Regions from separate parts of the Homo sapiens genome. Here region 2 is linked to region 1. Evidence: read pairs that join two places in POLR2A ChIA-PET (ENCODE). Cell type or tissue: K562. All regions are shown on one strand. Each heading gives the region's core, and the rest is flanking DNA. Links, peaks and the distances in the headings are about the cores only. Region 1 has its middle 68 kb from the start of LINC03055. Region 2 overlaps LOC101928004 (a long non-coding RNA gene).

The links. Peaks named below come from ENCODE experiments on the same cell type or tissue, not always from the same donor. Only the 100,000 strongest peaks of a DNase experiment are listed, where the experiment ranks them.
Region 2: POLR2A ChIA-PET joins it to region 1 with 5 read pairs; 2 of 35 experiments call an interaction of 5 or more read pairs at or near these places.

What each region holds. Positions count from the first base shown.
Region 1 is chr6:6,950,819-6,956,192 of GRCh38, forward strand. No RefSeq gene overlaps it. Among named protein-coding and RNA genes, the nearest start is that of LINC03055, 68 kb to the left of the region's middle. In K562, for the core only: no CTCF peak of the experiment used is centred there; no DNase peak of the experiment used is centred there.
Region 2 is chr6:6,769,761-6,775,134 of GRCh38, forward strand. All of the region lies in intron 2 of LOC101928004 (a long non-coding RNA gene), which reads right to left. Among named protein-coding and RNA genes, the nearest start is that of LINC03055, 110 kb to the right of the region's middle. In K562, for the core only: no CTCF peak of the experiment used is centred there; a DNase peak (open chromatin) is centred at 2,633; H3K27me3 peaks cover 414 bases.

The DNA.
Region 1 (5,374 bases), core at 76-5,075:
GTTTGACTTTTTTAGATTCTACATACAAGTGAGATCATGCAGTATGAAACCACCAGAAGACCCTGAATAGCCAAAACAATCCTGAACAAAGCTGGAGACATCATACTTTTTTATTTCAAACTATATTACAAAACTATAGTAATCAAAACAGTATGGTAGTGGCATAAAAACAGACATGACACATAGACCAATGAAACAGAGTAGAGAGCCCAGAAATAAACCCAAGCATATGCAGTCAACATCCACAATGGGGAAAAAATTTTCTCTTAATCGATGGTTCTGGGAAAACAGGATATCCATAAGCAAATGAATGAACTTGGACCCTTATAATGAAACTGACCCAATAGTCCCATAGACAGTTCTTTTTGATAAACATAGAAATTGACCCTTCTGGCCTTAAAGCTTGAAATTCATATTTGAAATTTTAAAACATATAAACATTTATTTTTTTTTAATCTCAGTTCCTTCTTCAGGAAACTACCTTCAGCCCTCTCAAGAAAAAAGTAAGAAAGGACTGAAACTCACCAGATCACAGAATCCAGACAATGAGATGCTGGACTTCTCCTTCATCAGGATTGCTTCCTTGCTTCTTCTTAGTTCCTGTTTTCTTACACATTGTTACATTTCTTCCCTGCTATATAAAACCCCTAATTTTAGTCAGTCAGGGAGATGGATTTCAGGCTGAGCTCCCATCTTGTCGGCTTCAGCACCTGATTAAAGCCTTCTTCCTTGGCAGTACTCATCAGCTCAGTCCTTGACTTTCTGTGCTGCAGGCAGCAGGACCTAGACCAAACCCCTGATGTTTCAGTAACAATACCATAAACACAAATTAACTACATTTTATTCAGACAATTGTACATCTTGAATAAGTTGCCATTTACCCAAGAAACAGCCGGGAACTCAACCGAATTCTCTTTTTCAAGGCCCCTTCTGCTCCTGACAGGAGGGGACGGGGGCAGCCTTTGGAACAGCAGGCAGGGCACAGACAGGACCCAGGACATACCATACCATACCATACACGGTCAGAACAAGGAGGGTCCTCAAAGACCAAGTGCTCCAACCCCAAACCTCACCCCATCAGCAGGAGAACTGGTCAGTGATTCCTCAGCCTCTTCTGGAATATTCTCAGGGGATTTGCCAGCTGTTGCCCACCTTCTCCCTCCATGAAGCTGCAGTCCCTACCCTGCAGCTTCTGACCATTTAACCTCTGATGGAAATCTCCTTAAGGGTGGCCTTAGGAGAGTGTTCACGGATTAGGTTCTTGTACTAGCATTCAGGAATGTACAACTAAGAATGGAATTCTGTTCCTTTGATAATGGGTCCTAACAGTATGTATTATGTGCAAATGCCCCTTTCTGTGTAGCCATGGTGATTTCCTGGTTTGCTGCACGTGGGTCTGTCTGCATTTGCGTCGGTCAGCCTGTCATTGTCCCTAGCCCTCCCACACTCTCAACTGGGTCCGTGGACCCTTCCCTGCCTACCCTTAGAATCCAGGATCAGAGGAAACCGGACCAGCTGCAAGCAAGAGGGGTTTATGGACTATCAGTTCACCCCTCTAACACTTGGCACCCTCTCTGTCATAGCTCATCCAATTCTATTACTTCACCTGGCTGTGGTCTTGTGTCTGCTCCAAACACAAGGCAGTGAGGGACTTAGCACCCGGGCCAGCAGCTGCGGAGGGGGCGCCAGGTCCCCCATCACTGCCAGCCCGCCCACGCGGCGCTCGAATTTTCGCAGGGCCTCAGCCGCCTCCCCGTGGGGCAGGGCTCCGAATCTGCAGCCCGCCACGCCGGAGCACCCCCGCAGGGGGTTCCCATGCGGCCCGAGCCTCCCCAAGGGGCGCCGCCTACTGCTCCGCGGCGCCCGGTCCCATTGACCACCCAGCGGCTCAGGAGTGCAGGCGCACGCAGTAGGAGTGCGGGCAGCTCCAGCTGCGGTCGCGGCGCAGGATCTCCTAAGGAAAGCCAGCTGGGCTCCTGAGTCAGGTGGTGACTTGAAGAACTTTCATGTCTAGCTGGAGGATTGTATATGCGCCAATCAGCACTGTGTGTCTAGCTGCGGGTTGGGGGGCGGGGGTTGGTTTGTGGATGCACCAATCAGCACTCTGTATCTAGCTAATTTGGTGGGGACTTGGACAACATTTATGTGTAGCTAGAGGATTGTAAATGCACCAATCAGCACTCTGTGTCTAGCTCAGGGATTATAAATACACCAATCAGCATTCTGTGTCTAGCTAAAGGTTTGTAAACGCACCAATCAGTGCTCTGTGTCTAGCTAATCTAGTGGGGACTCAGAGAACTTCTGTGTCTAGCTCAAGGTTCGTAAATGCACCAATCAGCAGCCTGTGAAAAATGGGCCAATCAGCAGGATGTGGGTGGGGTCAGATAAGGGAATAAAAGCAGGTGGTTCGAGCTAGCAGCCGCGATTTGTTGAAATTCTGTAGTAGGTGTGTTTGTAGTCGTGCTGTCTTTATGAGCTGCAACACTCATTTTAGAGGTCTGTAGCTTTCCTCCTGAAGACCCCTAGATCGTGAACTCACTAGAAGGGACGAGTGACTCCAGACACGTAGCTTTTAAAAGCTGTAACACCATGAAGGTTTGCAGCTGCATTCTTGTAGTCAGCATATACCACGAACCCACTAGGAGGAAAATATTTGAGACGCATCTGAACAGTTGAAGGTATAAACTCTAGACACACCATCTTTTAACAACTGTAACAGTACGAGGGTCAGTGGTTTCGTTCTAGAAGTCAGCAAAACAGAACCCACCAATTTGGGACACACCTGGACAAACGTCAGCCTACCGTGAAAACTTTTAAAGATGTAAATTACCTAACCGCGCTCCACACCTTTGGAGTCCACAGTTCGGAGGTGGATCCCAGAGCCAGCTCTCTGCATTTTAGCAAGCTCTTACGGTGGTTCTGATGCACATTGCAGCTTGAGAACCACGGTCCTACGTTGTAACTGTTACCTTCTGGCTGTACAAAGTCTACTGCTGTGTCTTCTATGCTCCCACCCTGGCTTGGTTAGAGACTATCCCTTTCGGGCAACTATGATCCATGGCAGCCTTAGGAAGCCCACGTATAAGCTGACTCCAGCTGCTGCTGTCTTCCTCCACTGTCCCTGGGCTGAGTTCCCATCATAGCATCTATAGATGCCCTCATTCCTCCCTGAGCTTTCTTTGCTCCTTGTCTTTCCTTTCAAATGTAGTAAAGTTGTCTCATGCCCTGCTGAAGACTGTTGGGGTGCAAAAAGTCGGGCCCTGGGCTTGGAGTGAGTGGCCCTGGGCCCCACCAGGTGCTGCTGTTTGAGCTATGGACAGCCAGTTAAATGACCAGCAGGTGTGAAGTATCTGACCCAGGGCTCAAAGCCTCTCCACCCATGGCTTCCTAGGACTGTGCCCAGCGTCTCTTCCCTCCTTTTGAGTATCCCTCATCTCTAAAACCAGGGTGGTACTGCTTACCTTAACACAAGCCAGATCTTAAGCAAAACAAGACTGGAGACTTTATAAACGTCAAGACTTGCCGACCAAAGTGTGGCTTATGGCCAGGCACAGTGGCTTATGCCTGTAATCCTAGCAGTTTGGGAGGCTGATCAACTGAGGTCAGGGGTTTGAGACCAGCCTGGCAACCATGGTGAAACCCCATCTGTGTTAAAAATACAAAAATTGGCCGGGCACGGTGGCTCACGCCTGTAATCCCAGCATTTTAGGAGGCTGAGGCAGGTGGATCACCTGAGGTCGGCAGTTCAAGACTAGCCTGAACAACATGGGGAAACCCTGTCTCTACTAAAAATACAAAATTAGCCGGGCATGGTGGTGCATGTACGTAATCCCAGCTACTCAGGAGGCTGAAGCAGGAGAATCGCTTGAACCCAGTAGATGGAGGTTGCAGTGAGCCAAGATCATGCCATTGCACTCCAGCCTGGGCAAGAAGAGCAAAACTGTCTCCAAAAAAAAAAAAAGTTAAAAAAAAATACAGAAATTGGCCAGGCATGGTGGTGCACACTTATAATCCCAGCTACTTGGGAGGCCGAGGAGGGAGAATCACTTGGGCCCAAGAGGCATAGGTTACAGTGAGCCATAACCACACCACTGCACCCCAGCCTGGGTGACAGAGGGAGACTCCATCTCAAAAAAAAATTACAAAACAGAGTGTGGCTTGTGGGTCAGCAGCAGTGGCATCCCCTAGGATTCTGTTAGGAATGCAGAATCTCAGGCCACACTCAGGCCCCTGAGAATCTGCATTTTAACAAGGTCCCAGGGGATGCATCTGTAAAGTCTGAGAGGCGCTGATTTAAATAACTAGAAGAATGGGAGACACTACATATGTATCTGTCTTCAAGTTCTTCCGTCACACCCCTTCCCTCTCAGTGCTTTCCCACCTCCAGAAGAAATGCTGTCCTCTCCCTTGTCTAGAGCAGTCGTTCCTAACCAGCTGGCCCATGAGAATCACCTGCACCAACACTTAGGCCAGACCCCAGGCCAGTGAAATTAGAATATCTCAGAAAGGGCCCCACATAAGGATTTTTTTTTTTTTTTTGAGATGGAGTCTTGTTGTGTTGCCCAGGCTGGAGTGCAGTGGTGCGATCTGCTCTCACTGCGACCTCCACCTCTTGGGTTCAAGTGATTCTCCTGCCTCAACCTCCTGAGTAGCTGGGACTACAGGCACACATCACCACGCCCGGCTAATTTTTGTATTTTTAGTAGAGATGGAATTTCACCATGTTGGCCATGCTGGTCTCGAACTTCTGACCTCAAGTGATCCACCCACCTCTGAAACGGAAAGAGTTCCCTTTTTCCCCTCGCAGGATGTGTGACAGGGGGAGTGCCCCACTTCTTCAGGGTCCTGCTGCTCAAACCTCTAGGGGAGCATAGAGGTGGGCAGGTTGTGGGACTCCCAGCCCATGGCAGGGTCTAGGGGTGAATGGTTATGGCTCCTGAAGCCCCAGTGGGCGTGTGCGCTTTAGTTTAGCCGTCTAGAGGCGGCTTGTGTTAACCAGCTCAATTTGACCCTCTTCTGTCGAAAGGACAGAGGGCTTTCTGTATCCGAGTTCTTGCCTTGATGTACCAGAAGAATCAGATCACACGTGGGCTTGGAGAATGGGTGCAAAGTTTTATTGAGTGGAAGTAGCTCTCAGCAGGTGGGGGAGCCAGAAGGGAGATGGTTTGCCCCTGAAGTCAAGCCGCTCGGTGGTCCTGACCGCCCCAGCCAAACTCTGCGTCATTCTGTGGGTGGAAGTCCTGCAGGTGTGCCGGCGTGCTCTCCTCGGGTCCTCTCAATGTCGAGCTGCACGAGTCTTCTTCCGCCGATGTGTTCCTCGAGACGTTCAGCCACTCGTGTGCTTGCCTGCTAGGGTCTCGGGTTTTTACAGGCA
Region 2 (5,374 bases), core at 196-5,195, 180 kb before region 1:
TTAACTATCTAAGGTACACTATCAGGCAACAAGGTGGGAGAGCACAAGTAGGTTCAACTCTCCAGATCCTTATTCCCAACTCCTTCCACCTGTCTTACCATAAGGTAAAAGCTCAAACCTCAAGGTAGTCTACAAAATGCAGCTAGAATTGTGGGCTTTCCTGACTTTTAAACTAGCTGCTTCCATGTGTGTGTGTGTGTGTGTGTTGCACACTCACAGCTGAATTGTAATTTATTCTCATTTGATTTCTTGGTGTCAGTCTGTAGAACCCCAAACCTGAATCATGGTGCCTATGCTATCCTTTTCTCACAACTCACCCTCTCTGTGTGAATTTGATTTTCAAATCCACTAGTGTTTTGAAATGTCTGAATTATTCATTCAGAGAAGCAATGCACCATGCACCAGACACCAAATTACTTTCTATGATACTTAGTCAAAGAAAAGGCCCCCTTTAAAAACACTTAATCTTAAATCTATCTAGTCTCAAGGAAGGAAAGTAAGTTCATATTCAAAATCTGTCAAGTCCTAAGTTGCCCTGGGGAAGTAAAAGCAAATTACAAAAACTGTTCCAGGGATTTGTCCACACTTGTTCATAGCTGCATTATTCACAATAGTCCAAAGTGGAAGCAAACCAAGTTTTTCTCAACAGGTGAATGGATGAGCAAAATGTGATCTATCCACACGATGGAATATTACTCAGCCTTAAACAGGAAGAGAATTCTAACACATACTAGAACATGGATGAACCTTGAAGAAATTACACTCAGTGCAATAAGCCAATAAGTATTTGTCACAAAACGACAAATACTGTATGATTCCACTCATATAAGGTTCCTAGAGGAGCCAAATTCAGAAACAGAAGGTAGGATGGGTGTTGCCAGGGGTTGAGGGAAGGGGCAACTGAGAGTTATTGTTTGATGGGTACAGAGCTTCAGTTTGGGAAGATGAAAAAGCTCTGGAGACGGATGGTGGTGCTCGTTGCACAACAGCATGAATGTACTTAACGCTGCTGAACTATATGCTGGAAAATGGTTAAGATGTTAAATTTTATATTGTATGGAAGCATTACAAAAAGTATCCTGTAAAATCCTTTCTACCTGCCCACATACGTCTTCATGATAAGAGGCTTTTTTTTTTTTTAAGTTTACTTTTAAAGAATGGAACTCAGATAAGAAAAGACCATTTGGGCAGGGCGCGGTGGCTCACGCCTGTAATCCTAGCACTTTGGGAGGCTGAGGTTGGGGGGTCACCTGAGGTCAGGGGTTTCAGACCAGCCTAGCCAACATGGTGAAACCCCGTCTCTACTAAAAATACAAAAATTAGCTGGGCATGGTGGCACATGCCTGTGATCCCAGCTACTCAGGAGGCTGAGGCAGGAGAATCGCTTGAACCCAGGTGACGGAGTTTGCAGTGAGCTGACATCGTGTCATTGCACTCCAGCCTGGGTGACAGAGTGAGTCTCCATCTCAAAAAAGAAGAAGAAGAAGGAGAAGGAGAAGAAGGGGAGGAGGAGGAAGAGGAGGAGGAAGAAGAAGGAGAAGGAGGAAGGGAGGGAGGAAGAGGAGGAGGAAGAAGAAGGAGAAGGAGGAAGGGAGGGAGGAAGAGGAGGAGGAAGAAGAAGGAGAAGGAGGAAGGGAGGGAGGAAGAGGAGGAGGAAGAAGAGGAAGAGGAGGAGGAGGAAAAGGAAGAAGAAGAAGGAGGAGGAAGAGAAAGAGGAGGAGGAGGAGGAGAGACCATTTGGGAAAGGTACAGGACCACCCCATTTGCTTCTCTGGACATAGAATACCAGCCAAGGAAAAGTTAGCACCAAAACAGGGTCAATTGATTTTGTTCCTTAAATTTGATGTCCCTCCTCATCCAACTCCTCTGCTCTCCACCCAGCACAGGCAGAGGTGACCAGTTCTTGCCCCAGGGCCTGTGCTGATGTCTGGCAGGACTCTGGAAGGAGCTTCCTCCTCCCCTTGGAGAGCATTGCCCAATGGCAGGTGGAATGAAAGGAGTTTTGTCTGAGATGTGTAGAGTAAAATCCTAGTCACATGCACAAAAATTTTCATGAATAAAGAGCTTTCATCAGAATACATTTGGATTTTGAAACAGAAAGTTGAAAGGTCTCACCACGTTTCTCAATGCAAAATTTGAAAGTGTGCTTAAAAGTCTTCCTTGTTGCTGTTGCCATTACTTAAATATGTTTATTTCACTCTGCTATTGCTAGAGATGGATAATACCTCTGAATGTGTAAGATTTCTAAATGAGCATGCTTCTTTTGTAACCTAAATCTCCCCAGGTTTTACAGCCATATGGCGCTCCTCTTCCTTTAATAGTCAATTAAATATATGCACGCTATAATCTCACAGGACGGCACAGAGACCAGCAGTCCCAATATTAACCATCCAGGGAGGGTCTGGTCCAGGCAGTTTTTTGCGTTGCCTCTTGCTACAACACCTGACTCCAGCTTGGTGCTGGAGAGCCTTAGGCCTCTGCCCTCTCTTCATAATAACCTGGTGCAAACAAAGCACCTCTCTTCCCACCAGATTCCCCAAGATGATGTGGCATTATGCATGATGGCCAATGCATGAGTACAGGGAGAAACTCGAAATAGAATATCAGACCTCTAGTTCCTAGAAATCATTGCCAATTTCTTGGCACTGGGTCCAGGCCTCTTATCAGATTGCTGGGGTCCTCACCTCTCTCAAGTACTGTTGCCCTATACCTTCTTCCCTCTGGAGGCCCCAGCCCCTTCTCTTTAGGGCTGCCAGAGGGGAATCACAGAATTCTCCTTCTTTTGTGCTGAGCCATATACCTTGCTAGGCTTCAATCTCTTCATTCACATTATGTTTTAAGCCCATTAATGTATTTTCCTGATAAAAGAGACATTTGCCTTGGTTTTTCACCATAAGCAACCAAAGACAAAAGCAACAGAAACATTTAAATTATGTTTTTATCAATTTAAAATTTTTCTCATGACTTCAAGCTTTTCCCAAACGTTATCTTCCCAATGAGGTTTACAATGGCCGTGCTGTTTAAAATAGGCAAGCTGTCGTCCTCTCCCTCCTGATCTTCTTATCTTGCTGTCTAGGATCGTGTTCCCTGGAACAAAAGGCTGAGACCGAGAGAGAGGCATGCAGCAGGCTCTTGGGGGGTGCTCAGGGAGCACACACCTGTGAGGAAGCTGGGAAGGCAGGATCGGGAGAGAGAAGCCGGCACCCCATGTGGTTGGCTGGCTGCCACTGAGGACTGAGCCAGCCTTACAGGGAGCTCTGGAGCTGGGAAGGCCCTAGAGTGTCTCCAGTTGAGGAAAGGGGCTGGGCCTTATATCCCAGGTCAGGCAGACTTGGTCATGGGCTTCACCCTGGGAAAGGCATAACTGTAAGCAAGACTGTTTCCAGAAGCTGAGGGAGGCAGCTGTGATTCACCAGCCACCGATATCCCAGCAGCTCGGGGATGGGGATATCTTCATCCTGAAGAGGAGGTCTGGACAGAAACCCATAACATCCACTGTGCCTGCTCTACTTGACTTTTTCCAATGGCACCTGCCACCTCGTACCATGCTATACACAGTACCGTGATATTTATTGCATCCCTTGTTTGTGGCTGGCCCCAGCTGCCTCTGCCACCAGCCCTGCTAGACTGCAGGCTCCATGAGAGCCAGTCTCTTGCTCTGTTTTGCTGGGCAGAGGGCTTTGCAGAACCGTACCTGGCACAGGTAGGCACTCCACAATTTTTTTTTTTTTTTGAGACGGAGTCTCGCTCTGTCGCCCAGGCTGGAGTGTAGTGGCACGATCTCAGCTCACTGCAAACTCTGCCTCCTGGGTTCACGCCATTCTCCTGCCTCAGCATCCCAAGTAGCTGGGACTACCGGCGCCTGCCACCACGCTTGGCTAATTTTTTGTATATTTTTTAGTAGAGATAGGGTTTCACAGTGTTAGCCAGGATGGTCTCGATCCCCTGACCTCGTGATCTGCCCGCCTTGGTCCTCCCAAAGTGCTGGGATTACAGGCGTGAACCACCTTGCCCAGCCCAAATATTTGTTAATAAATGAAAGGATTCACGTGTCTCAAGTTAAATACTTAGGTAGGATGCAGGTGTTCCTTACACCAGCCATCACCATAGAGAAGGCAGTGGAAGATCTTTTCTCTCTCTTTCCAGGGCAAATCTGAAAGATATTTTCTTCTCCTCCCTACAATAGACTAGTCATTTCTGTGCACTCCTTGCTTGATTAGCAAGCTGTGTAACCTTAACCTAGTCACTCAGTCTCTCAGCGCCGCCCTTCTTATTTGAAATCATTTTTGATGGATCGGAGTTGATGAAATTGACTTCCTGCTTACATATTCTAAGAATTTGTTGAACATCTGCGGATGGCCCAGCATTTTCCCTGTTATTATTTTAAAGATGCCAACTCTAAAATTCTGTGAAATATAGGGCCACATAAAGCAATCTTCTGACCCTTTGTGAATCGATAACTGCTGATCCTATTCTGCAGAAAGCCCAGGAAGTAAGTCCTGACAACATCCAGGAGCACATTCTAGAACGTATAGAATCACACAGTTAAAAAGTCTCCCTCTTTTCTAAATTCTTACTGCCACAACTAGTCATATGTCTCTTTATAAATAAGCATTTTTCATTAAACTCTGAGTTCCTCTTAGAAAAAAGCATGTACTGGCCAGGCGCGGTGGCTTACGTGTGTAATACCAGCACTTTGGGAGGCCAAGGCGGGCAGATTGCCTGAGGTCGGGAGTTCGAGACCAGCCTGACCAACATGGAGAAACCTCATTTCTACTAAAAATACAAAATCAGCCGGGCGTGGTGGCGCATGCCTGTAATCGCAGCTACTCGGGAGGCTGAGGCAGAAGAATTGCTTGAACCCGGGAGGCAGAGGTTGCAGTGAGCCGAGATCGCGCCACTGCACTCCAACCTGGGCAACAAGAGCGAAACTCCATCTCAAACAACAACAACAACAACAACATGTACCTTACTTGAAGCCCATTAAAGTGTCTGAAACCCAGGAGACCCTTGGTAAATATTTGTGGAAACTGATTAACTAAAGGGTCCATGGGTTCTAGGCTTGAAACTTTAAACTTCAGCATTCTCTTTTCCCCAATAAATCAACTTACTTAAACAATTAGACTATACCCACTCACAGCATTGAACAGCCATGGGCCAAGACCCTTAGATGATCAGAATCTTGTCTTGTCTCTTAGAGATGAAAAAACTTTTGGGAATACCTACATCTGCCTGAAGATATTTAATCAAATCTATTATCTATTTAATAATTTGCTTTAGGTGTTGTGGCTTTTAACAATGGAGTGGGCAATCAACTTCATGAAAATTATCATGCCTAACCCTTGCAACAACAATTATATGACCCATTCAACTC